Linked DNA regions of Homo sapiens: region 1 is linked to region 2. A link is a loop called in an ENCODE intact Hi-C map of the cell type or tissue named here. Cell type or tissue: heart left ventricle. All regions are shown on one strand. Links, peaks and the distances in the headings refer to the core of each region. The heading gives the core; the rest is flanking DNA. Region 1 has its middle 9.3 kb from the start of SFPQ. Region 2 has its middle 8.2 kb from the start of C1orf216.

Region 1 (4,400 bases), core at 143-4,142, 520 kb before region 2:
AGTTTGGTATGTGTACCAAAAGAGTAATTATTTAATACTGTGAGTAATATCTACTTCAAATAATAGCCAGTATCAAAATAGCCAAAATCAACTGATCATTTAGTTTATGCCATACAATGTAGTAAATACTTAATATTGAATTGTGTTTTTGTTTTTGGTATTGTTTTGTTTTGTTTTGTTTTGTTGAGATGGAGTCTTGCTCTGTCGCCCAGGCTGGAGTGCAGTATTGCGATCTTGGCTCACTGCAACCTCCGCCTCCTGGGTTCAAGCAATTCTCCTGCCTCAGCCTCCCAAGTACCTGGGACTACAGGTACCTACCACCAGGCCCACCTAATTTTTGTATTTTTAGTAGAGACAGGGTTTCATCATGTTGGCCAGGCTGGTCTCGAACTCCTGACATCAGGTGATCCACCCACCTTGGCCTCCCAAAGTGCTGGGATTATAGCCGTGAGCCACTGTACTCGGCCTTAATATTGAATTCTTATTACAACTCTGAGATTTATAGTATTATTTGCTCATCTTTCAGATTAAAAAACCACCATTACTGTAATCCAAGGTAACATTATTCTTTCTCTCTCTTTTTTATTTCTTGAGAGGTGGAGTCTCATTATGTTGCCCAGGCTGGTCTCAAACTTCTGTGCTCAAGTGATCCTCCCACCTCAGCCTCCTGAGTCTACAGGCACAGGTCACTATGCCCAGCCAAGCTAACGTTGTTTTATTACATCCAGGATACACACTGGAAACTAACAATGTAACATGATTTCTCACCTAGACTTCTGCAAAAGCTTTCTGACTGGTCATCCCAATTGCCTTCCTCCTTCCTATTTTCCAGGCAGCAAGCAAATTATCATTTTTAAAGGCAAATCTGATGCTTCAGTTCCCCTCTTTTAAATTCCTTATTGTCTTCCTATTGCCCTTAGGAGAAAAAACAACCTCCTTAACTCCTATGATGTCCCTCCATTCCCTGGCCATCGCATTCCTCCCCAGCCTCATCCCTGACTCCTGAATTCTTTGCTGTAGTCACACTGACTGCCTTTAGTTCTTTTAACTTCTCACGTTCTCACCTGAAATAGTATCTTCCTGGTCACCGTCTCCCTCCTTTATGGTTAGCTCTTATCCATCTTTCAGGACTTGACTTACACTTGCCCTTCTCTGGAGGCCTTCTGTGACCCCAAGGACCAAGTTGCTGCATTTCATTAGCATCCTGTACTTTCACTCCTATAGTATTCATCCCACTTTATTATAGAGACTTGCAAAATTGTACACTTTAGCCTGTAAGATCATGAGGACAATGACTGAGATTCTCTTTTAAGCACCAAATCCTCAGGGCCTAGTGCTGTGATACTCTATATTTGAACAAATGAATAAGTGAATGAGCCCATTAATCTTTCCTTTTCTGAACCATTGAAGAATGTCCTCAACATAAATGACAAATTTCAGATATTAAACACAACTCTGTAGTTCACATCTGTGGTCAATTATCATGCCTGAATAATATGTAGAACAATCTTTACCTTGTAATACTCTGAATGTGGGTGAACTTACAGTTCAAACACTATAATTACAATAAAATGAAAATTATAATTATCCTCTTGTTTGAGTATTTATAAGGCCTAGAAGGGTAGGGGATGGAAATAATATGCTTGATGAAACACGCTGCCGCTCTCTAATGAATATTAATTCAATTGACTAAATTTACATCTTCAGCTGTCCCCCAGGGCTTGAGAAACCATGTTGGTCAGCAGGTGTTAATTTAGCTTCGTAGTTCTCTTTTCCAACTTTGAAGAGGCTATTCAGTTTTCAGATCTATCAGCGCTTGTCTCTGAGGCTTCATGCACACAATAGAGAGCTCAAATTATTTTGCTGGGGGCAGAAAAGGAGAGCTAAAAGAAGGACATCTAAGCTCCTCAAATGCACACTGCCTCCCCCAAGGAAGTGGCTCTTAGATGAGCCCAACTGGCAAACTCTAACCGTGCAGTAAAACCCTCACCACTAGGTGTCTCAGTGGCTGTGCCACTTCCTCCATCTCCTTGGAAAGCAAATAGCGGCATACACTCCATTACTCTATTGTTATTGAGCCTCCAAGCAAAGAACCTTTTGGAAGGGTTGATTTCAATACCTGGGTAAATTTTCCAGTAGATCTAATCAGTATCTAGATTGCCTCTCTTAATGAGAGAAACATTGGATTAACTGCAGTGTCTTCCTCTGTTACTGCCTTCCTTTATTTAGGGAAAACGTGCTCTGTTTGTAGTACCTTTATTTATTTAATTATTTCTCCATCTAATTTATTTCTTTATTGTGTTGGGGGATGGGGAGAGGTCTTCCTTAGTCATGATGAGCGACCCCATATTCATCACCTGTCACCCCCACACTGAACTAAATATCTTTCCAGGTTTTTTCCACACAGTTACTTTAGTCTTGAAGGCATTTATTTTCAGCTGCCCCTAAGTTTACCACTTGAACTGATTTTAAAGGTAAAAAAAAAAAAAATGGAGTTTAAAGACTCATCAAATGGAGGAAGATAGCTCAGAGGTAGGTATAAATTTTTACCATAAGTGTACTTCAGAAATTAATGAGAAAGGAAAGAAATATTCAACAAATGGTATTAGAGTATTTAATTTGCTATATATGTATATATATGTATATATATGTATATATGTATATATATGTATATATGTATATATATGTATATATGTATATATGTATATATGTATATATATGTGTATATATATGTATATATGTATATATATATAATCAAACTGATTCTAGATGGATAAAAGAAATATGTGTATTTTTTAAACAAACCCAGAAAGAATGAGAAGAAAATAGAAGTGAATATCAGATCTTTGTCAGGAAGGGCAATTTTTAAGATTTACTCTGATAGAATAAATCACAAAACAAAATATTAGTAAATTTCCCTGCATGAAGATTAGAAACCACCAGGTTAAAAACCAAGACGATAATAAAAATTAAAAGTTAAATTGAAAAAATAATTGCAAGAAAAAATTATAATAAGTGGTTAATATCTTTCCTATGTAAAGGATGTGTACAATTTTATAAGAAAAATAATCAAGATCCCAATTAATAGCCAAAATAAATGAACTAACACATGGAAAATATTCATCCTCTGATGATAATTACAGAACTAGAAATAAAAATGAGAGACTATTTTTCATCTAAGTTAACACAAATTTAAACAGCCACTACTGACATAATTCTTTTGAAAAATAATTTGGCAAATTCATTTTCTCCCTCTCTCTCTCCTTTTCCCTCCCCCTCTCCCTCCCTCTCTGCATCCTCCCCGCTTTCATTCATTCATTTATTTAACAAATACCCTCTGTGTGCCTGCCAGGTGCTGGAATCTAGCCTAAATTCTAAATACAGAAAAATTTTATGTATAAATTTGTTCATCTCCACATGATTACTAATAGCATTAAATCAAAAACATCCTACATTGTCTACATTGTCATCCAGAGGCAAGGTCTTCTTTTGCTTAAGACAATCTTAGTTTATGTTTGATATCCCAGTATAATTAATAAATAGTGCCCCCCCCCCCCCCCACTAAGACAGCTTTCTGGCTGATAGCAGTCAAGTATCTTGAGGAAGGGCCAGTTTTTCTAATTTGTACAAAAGCACCATTGGGATTAGCCACTGTCCATTAAGTTACTAAGGTTGGATGATTTCTGGTTTCCTATTTTTCTGCAATTTCTAGATTTTCTAAAATGGATTTTACGTGTGTGGGCTTTACGTGCATTAACTCATTTAATTTTCACAACCCCGTAATTATTTATTTTTCTTATTTCACCCCCTTTTTTTAAGATAAGGGATTAAGTCACCGAGAGTCACATAGTTATGAAGTGATAGAACCAAGATTTACACCTGCATAGTCCATATCCAGACCTTTAAACAGCAAGTTATCCTGTCCATAGGGATAACTATATCCAGTTGGACTTCTTATTCATTTATGGGGGGATAAAGATTACCTATGCTCACAAATGTTATTTGGAAAGTACATACAAATAGTAGCCCCAAAATGTGTCTATCTCTTACAAACAAAATATGTTCTCTTAAGTCCACTAATTATAAATACATTGTAAATACAGTAATTGAAAATAAAATGCAAGAATTCATTAACAAATAAAATGGAAGAATCCCAAATACCCAATTATGAATTATCTTTTTGATGTATAGTTATATCTGTTTAAATTTCTTTTTATTGGCCAGGCGTGGTGGCTCATGCCTGTAATCCCAGCATTTTGGGAGGTGGATCACTTGAGGTCAGGAGTCCAAGACCAGCCTGGCCAACATGGTGAAACCTCGTCTCTACTAAAAATTTAAAAAAACAGCCAGGTGTGGTGGCGCACGCCTGTAATCACAGCTACTTGGGAGGCTGAGGAGGA
Region 2 (4,400 bases), core at 220-4,219:
AATTACTATGTGTTTACCTTAGGTAAAATATGCCCATTCCCCTATCTTCCATTTTGGCTGTTTTCCCAGCTGTAAAATGACAAGGCGGTACATTCAATTAGAAGTTTTAAAGCATTTTTAGAGCCTTGAAGTAATTTCTTTTTCCTCAACAAAATCTTTCCAATATATCCAGTTTGAGATCTGTCTTCCCCTAAACCCTCCACCTAAGGGCTCCGAGGGAACTTCAGAGAAGCTTTTAAAAGTTCGGCAGGGCACAGCTGCAAATCCACTGCACCAGATGAACCTAGGAAATGAATCCTCCCCCTGTCCCCAACACTGTTCCCCTTCTCACCCACCCCTTCCAAGGGAAAAGGGAGAAACAGGTCTTTTCGGAGCTGCTGGAAGAATGAAAGGTAATATAAATTCTTTCTCTCCAGTGCACTCAAGCGGTCACCAGGACATCAGAAAAGCCAAATCCAAGGTCCCAAGGCTCTTGATCATCCAGTGCCCACAACAGAGGGAGTAAGCTAGACGGAGAAGCTGAAGTGAAGGAGGAAAGAGAGAAGGGGGTGCCTGTTCCACCCCCTTCCTAGCAGCTGCCTCTGTGGGCTCCATAATCCCCATGCCCTCTCCCCCACCCCACCCTCCGGCCGCCCACCTCTCCTCCACCCACCCCATTCATCAGTAGGAGGGCACTGTATCAGCACAGCCTTTCAAGGCCTGACAGTTCCTTTCTGGGTGCCCCCCACATGTAACCACTTAACCCCCAGCACAAAGGGCCAGCCTGAATGGGCTTGGAGCCGGTGGCTCGTGCGGAGGGGGAGGCCTCAATAGGATTTGGGGAGCTGGGTGTATAAACCGCTCTGCTCCAGCAGCCCTCAATGGAGGAGCTGGAGTTGGGGCATGTGCCGAGGGGAGGAGCTCGGCAGCTGCATCCCGCCCCTGAACAATGATTTATTCATTCTCCTGGCACGCACAGAGAAGACAGGCTGGGGAAACATGGCCCCACAAATCGCCCTCAGCCTCAGCTGATTCCCACGGCAATCATTGCAGTTCAGAGTGCCCCCTCCCACTTGTAATGTTTTGCCTCAAGCTTGCCCTTCCTCTTCCTCGTAAGGAAGTAGACTACATTACGGGAGGCCTTAAGTAGCCTTAAATTCAGGCAAGCATCGTTCTTTGAGTTGGTTGCACCCAAACTCAATCTCACTCTCTCAAAGCTTTCTGGCCAGGTTTTCCTCACACACCCATAGAAACAGATGCAGACAAAAAAAAAAAAAAAAAAAAAAAGCGCATAGCAAAACCTGTCTCCAGGATGGCCCCCAGCAGGGAGTTGGGGAGCTTAGCCTAGAAGTAACTGACAGGTGATGGGAATGTAGTAAATGTTTGCTGGATGAGTTAATGGCTGCTAACAAAAGGTAGTATGCTTGCTGCTGTCACTCCTCTTCCCAGACCCTTTCCTCCTTCTTGTAGTCACATCCATCTGGCTCCAATTCCCAGAAGAATCTCTTAGAAATCTTTGGGGATGAGGGGACAGAATGAAGACAGGTAAGCAAAGATGCTAAAACCTGTAAATAAACAATGCTGGGTGGTGGTGGTGGGGGTGCGGTTTCAAGAAGTCAAATTGTGACAAAAGGAAATTTGCTCTCGCCCTCTTGCCTCCATATGTCATGTCACCAGGGCCAGATCACACACACACATCATCATAATAAATAAAACTGAAAATCAATACCGTTAGCAGAACAGGGAGAGCCAGAATGAAGTGACCATCCTCAGACTGGCCCCTGGGCCTACTGGCCCCAAGCTTGTAATTACCTTGTCACACAGAAAACAAATCTATTGTGGGTGGTAAGTGTGAGAGGTGGGGGATCCCAGGCACGGAGCTTGCCGGACGAGGAGCAGGGGAAGGGGCACAGTAGGAAGACTGATTGGCCTTCAGTGATGGTGGTACAGGAGCTTGAGACTAACAAAACTAAGGCCTGGACAGTTTAAGAAAGTTTTGTTGTTTTAGTCAGGAGGGTGAACACCCTAAGGGAGGTGATCCTGCCCAATACTGGTGTGGGGCGTGAAGTTGCCGGGGAAAAGGCTTCAAGCCCACTCCTGGAGCCTCAGAAGGGCAGGTGGCTAGGATGCTGCTGCCCTCTGGTGGGCATAAAGAGACAGTATCCACACCTCCAACGCTGGAAATCCATTGCAAAGGAGTCTCCGTTCTTTGTTGTTCTAAAGGCTTGGCCACCAGGACTAGTGCATTCATAGCTTGGATTTCCCAGGAAGCCAACTCTGAGACTGTTTAATGTGCTGGATGTTTATTAAGAACCTCCTTTGGGATCAACAGCTGTGGAAGAATGAGAATGAGCAGGAGTGGCCAGAGGAAGAGGCTGATCTACAAGACAAGCCAGTGACAGCCTCAGCCAACCCCACAGGGAGCTCTGAAGCTAGAATGGCCCTTCAGAGTTGACCCAAAATAAGCTAAGAAGGCCAGGCCGTTACACACCTGTTGCCATTGAATGTGGGCTATCCTTGACCTTGGGCAAGGTGCTCTCTGAGGCAATTCCCACCCTGGAAGACTGTCTGCATAGTGCTTCCAACAGCTAGGCCAACAAGGCCTTCATGGAAGGGTCCACCCTCCACACCATAACTCATCAAATATTTGTCAAAGGAACAGCAGGTTTAGATCATGCCTCAGGCTGCAGGCTCAGTTGGGACAGTCTACAAGTCTCAGTTACCGGGGCTGTTATGCACTGATCCTTGGAAACGGTGAGGGGGGCCTTAATGCTCAGATTCATGGATTCATTCATTCAACGAGCATTTGTTGAGATTTACTCTGTGCCAGGCCTTGAGGCAGACACTTTACAATTTTTTTTTATTTAATCCTCACAACTGTGAAGCTAGTATTAACTCAGATTATTCAGATGAGATCAAGTTATTAAGTAGCTTTCACAGTCCAATGACACTTTGAAAAAAATGCCACTCACAATGGGACAAGTGCTATTGCTGCCGCCAAAGATTTCTCAGGCCAGAAAGGGTCTTGGCTGTCTTCTGTGTGTGTGCATATGTGTATGAACTGGATGGCTTGCTTTCTGCTTTCAGCCAGAACATTTCCTCTATGGCAGCCAAGAGCTATGCCTCAATAGCCTCCTGCTTTAATTCCTTCCTAAAAATGTTGCTGCTCAAGGTAACAAAACCACAAGCTTTTTTTTTTTTTTTTTTTTTCTTTTGAGGCAGTCTCACTCTGTCACCCAGACTGGAATGCAATGCTGCAGTTTTGGCTCATTGCAGCCACAACCTCCAGGCTCAAGTGATTTCCTACCTCAGCCTCCCAAGTAGTTGGAACCACAGGTGCATGCCACCATGCACAGCTAATTTTTGTATTTTTTGTAGAGATGGGGTTTCGCCATTTTGCCCAGGCTGGTCTCAAACCCCTGAGTTCAAGCAAACCCCCCACCTCAACCTCCCAAAGTGCTGGGATTACAGGCATGTGCCACCATGCCTGGCCCAAAACCACAAGTTTTACAAATTCCTGGTTGTAGCTACAGAGCAAGCCACCATTGCCCAAAAGAAAACTGGGCTAGCTCCTTCCCTGGATAGTCAATGGAGAGACAGCCCTGGATCCTCAGTGTTCTTTTAGCCATTTGATCATCAGAAAGTTGATGATAAGTTCTTCCCTAATGTCTAACCTCCATATTTGCTGCAACTCTTTGGAACAATAACATTGAAGGGACAAGAAGCACAGGTTTCTGTTTCAGAAAACTCTCAGTACCCTGCACCTCTCACTAACCTGCCCACTCTGTGTAAGGGACTGAGGGCTGGAAAGATAGAGAAAACTGTCAGCTGCTGTTCTTCTATAGCCCTGATGGGTTCTAATCCTTGGTCAATTAAGACATCCAGCAACCAACATGAAGATTTTAATTTTCTCATTTAGATTCTAATCATAAAGAACTTGAAGGAAAATGAAGGAGGGAGTATGCTTGGAAGTCATGGAACAATTTCTGGGTCTAACTACAGAGACATTCACTCAACCTCACCCTCCCCTCAAACACACACACACACACACACACACACACACACACACACACACACACACACACACACACACGCCTTTCCTGCTGGGCCCCCAGAACCTAATTTTTCACGTTTGGAAAACCCAGATGATTTTTGCCTAGGTCCATCTGGTTTTCCAAATAACCTGTCTTTTTGATAAATAACGTAAGTTAAATTAGACAAGACAAACAAACAGAAGGGTGGGCAGTCAGCCTTTTTCCTTCCTTCAGCCTCTGAGAAAAAGAGATGAGGGCCAAAAAACCCAAACCACGGCTCACTCCCAACCCTGCCTCAGCACTTTCTACCCCTTGGACTAGGCAATAATTCTCCAGCCTGGAGCTGGGAGCTGCCTCTTCAACCCTACATCTAGCCCACCAGCCATC

What was found. Peaks named below come from ENCODE experiments on the same cell type or tissue, not always from the same donor. Only the 100,000 strongest peaks of a DNase experiment are listed, where the experiment ranks them.
Region 1: a loop joins it to region 2, with 2.6 times the contacts of the local background. A loop is called at or near these places in 9 of 110 quality-filtered maps.

Annotation. Positions count from the first base shown.
Region 1 is chr1:35,200,290-35,204,689 of GRCh38, forward strand. No RefSeq gene overlaps it. Among named protein-coding and RNA genes, the nearest start is that of SFPQ, 9.3 kb to the left of the region's middle. RefSeq lists an enhancer at 1,758-1,937. In heart left ventricle, for the core only: a CTCF peak has its summit at 1,998 (motif pointing right); a DNase peak (open chromatin) is centred at 1,981.
Region 2 is chr1:35,724,910-35,729,309 of GRCh38, forward strand. It overlaps a transcript of CLSPN not described here. Among named protein-coding and RNA genes, the nearest start is that of C1orf216, 8.2 kb to the left of the region's middle. RefSeq lists a silencer at 849-1,032. In heart left ventricle, for the core only: a CTCF peak has its summit at 2,135 (motif pointing left); a DNase peak (open chromatin) is centred at 2,097.